Linked DNA regions of Homo sapiens: region 1 is linked to region 2. The links are chromatin loops, found by intact Hi-C in ENCODE. Cell type or tissue: B cell. All regions are shown on one strand.

Region 1 (2,500 bases), 530 kb before region 2:
TCTTTTCCATATGCTGTAAAAATCATACTTTTTAATGCAAAAAACATGTCAACCATCCATCTAGCAGTATAATAGGCTATCTTCTGGTTATTCAAAAGTAATCTGAATAAGATATTCTGTACTACATTTAATAATACATTTTACTATACATACAACATTCTAAAGTCTTTCTCCTTTACAATTTTGTAGCAGATTTACGACTATCAACTACTTTAGTCTCCAAGAAATAATGAACTATTCTTAAGAGGTAAAACAAAACAACCACTATTCGTACCACACCTCAACCACTCCCATTAAAACTTATAAAACCTCATGTCTAACCAATAAGTACCCAGAAGAATGGAAAAGGAGATTATGCTATCAGGACTACGGATGCCAGGATCACGGCTATGAAAATAACAGTCGTAAAAGGCAAGTGTAAGGAATTAACATAGGTAATTAAGAACTCAAGAACATGGTTATATTTTTAAAAGTTAAAATTATTCTGCTCAGGAAATATTTATAAATTAAAAAAATGCCAATGACTTAGTTTAAAATAACCTGAGGTTGGGAGAAAATGGATTAAACATAAACCATGAACGCAGTTTAAGTTGGGTGACAGATATAAAGGGCTGCATTATGCTATTCTCTCTACTTTAATAAAAATTTGAAACTTTCCATCATAAACCATGGGAGGAAAAAGTATATTAACAAACCTATTCACCCCTCTTTCAAACTTCTTTTTTGAGCCTCTATCTTCAAGTTTCATACAAACAATATTCAAAATCATTTAAAATATTAGAGCACTGAATGACAGAAAACATGTGAATATATCAGTAAACATTAATTAAAATTGTATTTAGAAATACTATAATAATAAAGATATTTCTTCTAGAAAAACTAAAAGGGATTGGAAATAGTACAAAACTGGAAAGAGGGGGAAGAAAAACGGGGCTGTTATTCTAAACATCCACGAGATGGCACTATCTCAACACAAAAGAACAAGGCATATTTGAGCAGCTACGTTTTTTAAAAATCTTGAACCCTTAATTACAATAAAGTGCACAGTAACAATGTGTGTATGTTTGCAAATTATAGACCTGTAGTACATACATTATAAAACCACAAAAACAAAAGTTAGAAAAAAATACAAATAATATTTTTAAATGTCTTCTAAAAATCACTTCATGCTAACATTAGTTAGTATCTCAATGCAGAATATACATTTAGGGCAAGGTATATAAACCCTATATAGTATTGATAATGATAAATAACCAACTTTGATTAGGTAATCATCATTTGGGGCTCATATTTTTATGGATGAATAGCAAACACTAGGAGTAGGCAAAGTGCACTTACACTTGACTTACCAGCACTCTCTTCAATAAACGGTTTATTTGCAGGAGTCTTTGGAGCACTTAAACATTTTGTCTAGTTACATCTAAAAAATATCCATAAATCCATTGATCCAAACACATGTCAAATGATACAATATGATACATATGAACTTCCAAGTGTGGTTGCTACTTTCAACAACCTTTCAAGTTTCCCTTAGAAGACCTCACATAAAGGTATCGGTGTCAATCTGTATACTTGGTATAGCTTTATTCTTATAAATTCACATGAATACATTCTAGCATTTTCTATGTTCCACTAAAGTATTTTTCAGACACTGCAGCAACTACGTCCTCCTTTTAAAGCCACTACTTTGGTGGATTAGTTCACATAATGTTCAGTTCTTTTTCCAACTAAAATAAAATTTTAATATTTTCTTAAAGAAAAAAGTTTTAACAAAGAGTCAACATACCTTTGACTTTTTTTCTAGTTTCATCATCAGCAGTTTTAGTAGTTGGGTTGTTAAATGCTTTTAGAATGCTAGCTTGTATTCGCTGTAAAACAAAGTTAATAGATTCTGGTCTAATAATAGTTAACTCAGGCCTCATCCTCCTAATAAAAGTACTTTCAAACAGCAAGGTACACTGTGGATTTCAGTTCCCTAGTTTGAAAATAAAATGACCAAATTTTTTAAAAAATGTAATTTCTTCCAGGTCTCAAATTCCATGAATAGATTGCTCTAATGTCAAATTTTCCCAAGTAAGAGTCAGAATTTTTACATTTAGGTTCTCTCTTGGATTTAATGTATTTTTATCAGTGTACAAAAAGCAAGCAGCCTAGTCCTGTTGCTTAGCATAAATTAATTTGCCCTCTTTCTTCCTTCTCCCTCTCTCTAAAATGACACTTCTTAATTAGGACCAAAAAAGAAAATAGACCATATGAAATTTATTGTCTATGAAGACCTTTCTATATTAAGAAGCTATCAAGCTGGTTACTATAATCTCTATGCTATGTGGACTACCTCATTTATATACACATATAACTAAAGTCCAAATTTATCAATTAATGTCCATAGCAAGAAGAATCCCCCAAATTTTAATTATGGTTTTACTTGAACTTAGTTGTCAATAATGATTATGTTTTCAGCAGCTCTCAGTAAATGACAAGGTTTATATTAACTATTTCT
Region 2 (2,500 bases):
GTTGTAGAACACACCAGTGCCTAATACCTCATTCGGTCAATTACTTGCTACATTTCTGAGCTTCAGCTTCTTCATCTGTGGTGCAGGGGTAATCATATCTACCTCAGTCTACTGGAATGTCAGCTCTACAAGGGCAGGGACTTTGGCCTCTTTTGTTTATTACTGTGTCTCCATCACTTAGAACATGGTAAGCACTATGGATGTTACCTTATATAGGAAGTACTTACCTGGCCCATGGTAAGTACTCAATAAATATTAATAGTTGTGGAATTTGTTTTGTAAATGAAGGTAGCTATTCATCTCCCAATCACCATTTTTTTTCCTAATTTTAATGAAGATCCACAGTAGAGTCAAGGAGATATTGGACCAGGTCCACTGGTTTACTCTTTGCTTCTCAATCCTGACCAATTTCACCTTTTTGTCTTTCAAGTATGTATTTCAAAGGTACATAGTGTCCTCGTGTATTTAGTAAAAATGGCTCCATTACACAAGACACAGGCAAAAGGCAATGGACAGACCATGCTCATGATGCTTCCCCGTGTATATCCATGTGGTCTGCCATGCTGCAATGTCCTTCCCCGTTGAGAAATTTGCAAGGATCTGAAGACTCAGGTCTGTATATAGAAAGGGTATCATCAAATATGCTTACTTTTTCTGTTTTTCAATGTTTGGAGTCTCTGTTTTTATAAGTGTACAGTTATTCTGAAAACAACCTTTTCCCAAATTGTCAGAGAAAAAACTGTGACTATGCTAGAGTAGTTCATCCATCAAGCTACATCCTTTAAGTACTTTCTCATCTAAAGGATTGACAGATTGCACATTTCACTGGAAAGCTGTCACACAAATATTTCCCTGGAGAGTTGGTAGCTCCAGAGCTTGAGAGTCGGATCTCAGAACGGCAAATACCTCATTGAGAACTAGCTCTAACACCAAATGCAGTTCTCCCGACTGGCCACTTGGTGGCAGTGCCAACTAAGTGCCAGCTCAAGCCATTAGATTGCACACAGGCATGTGATTCCTAACTTCTATTTATTCATTCAAATTTTAGGACCTACAAGTGGTTTTTGGTCAATCACATGGGCTAAGGCAAACTTTGCTTACTGACAAAGAGACTACATGACAATTTTAAAATACATTTCTTACCCTAATTTATGACATTATGTTAGGCCCCCAGTTAGGATACACCTGAAAAGGTGAATAATGGCAATTTCCTCAGTGTCTTTTAATAATCTCTATCTTGACATTATACATAGGTCAAACATAATCCAGGTCCTATCCCAGAACTGGTTATTACCCTGAACTTCTCCACCTCATAAATCTTAAACTCTGTTCTCTGACCACAAACATCTATCTCTCCCTCTTTGCTGTTACAGCAAAGGTGTGCTTTCTCAGAGATCACAGTCTCTTGAGCCCTTCTCTTTTTTCCTGTTTTCCATGTTCCATAGTCCATCCTGCAACCCTTCTGTGTTAGGGTTCTCCTGAGAAACAGAATGAATAGAATGTAGATGGTAGATACATAGATTAGATTAGAGCTAGATAGATATAGAGATAGATAAAGACTTATCATAGAAATTGGCTCATATAATGATTGTGGAGACTGAAAAGCCCCACGGTCTGGCATCTGCAAGCTGGGAACCAGGAGAACTGGTGGTGTAACTCCTGGTCTAATTCCTTAAGTCCGGAGAACCAGGAGCTCCAATGTCCAGGGGCAGGAGAAGACAGATGCCCCAGCTCAAACGGGGACAGTGAATTCACCATTAGTCCACCTATTTGTTCTGTGCAAGCCCTCAATGAATGGGATAATGTCCACCTGCATTGGTGAGGGCATGGGCTCACTGCTGCACCTCTTTTGCTGTGAAGTGAGTTTCTGGATCAGAAACAATGCTGTGTGGAAAACCATGATGGTGGATAAGGCATTCTGTGAATCCACAGATGACAGTTTTGGCAGAGAAGCATTGCAGGTGAGAAAAGCAAGTTTGTATCCAAAGTAAGTTTCTATTTTAGTATGGACAAAACACTGCCCCTTCCATGATGGAACTGGTTCAGTGAAATCAACTTGCCTCCAGGTAGCTGGATGATAACCATGGGGAATGGTGTCATATTGGTGTTCAGTGTTGGTTTCTGCTGCTGGCAGATTGGGCACTCAACTGTGGCCATATCCAAGTTGACTTTGGTGAGTAGAAGTCCATGTTGCCGAGCTCATGCATAACCACCATCTCTGCCATCATGGCTACTTTGTTAATGAGCCCATTGGCCAATGACAGAAGTGGCAGGAAAGAAAGAGACTGACTGGTATCCACAGGACAGGTCATTCTATCTACTTGATTATTAAAATTCTCCTTTGCAGAGGTTACTCTTTGGCAGGCTTTCACATGGGACACAAATACCTTCATTTTTTTGTTTGTTTGTTTTTGTTTTACTCATTCAGAGATGTTTCCTCTCTGTGTGTTGGCTCATTCTTTCCCAGGCTCCTTTGACAACCCTTTAAGTGTTGCTGGAA

What was found. Hi-C counts contacts between places; a loop is a spot of excess contacts. Peaks named below come from ENCODE experiments on the same cell type or tissue, not always from the same donor. Only the 100,000 strongest peaks of a DNase experiment are listed, where the experiment ranks them.
Region 1: a loop joins it to region 2, with 10 times the contacts of the local background. A loop is called at or near these places in 3 of 110 quality-filtered maps.

Annotation. Positions count from the first base shown.
Region 1 is chr6:99,466,751-99,469,250 of GRCh38, forward strand. It overlaps USP45 (ubiquitin specific peptidase 45), which reads right to left. Exons shown (of 18, transcript NM_001346022.3): 10 at 1,787-1,868; 11 at 1-13. Among named protein-coding and RNA genes, the nearest start is that of PNISR, 43 kb to the left of the region's middle. In B cell, CTCF peaks have their summits at 944 (motif pointing right) and 1,146; a DNase peak (open chromatin) is centred at 971.
Region 2 is chr6:100,001,148-100,003,647 of GRCh38, forward strand. All of the region lies in intron 2 of MCHR2-AS1 (MCHR2 antisense RNA 1), which reads left to right. Among named protein-coding and RNA genes, the nearest start is that of MCHR2, 8.2 kb to the left of the region's middle. In B cell, CTCF peaks have their summits at 963 (motif pointing right) and 1,172; a DNase peak (open chromatin) is centred at 954; H3K27me3 peaks cover 537 bases.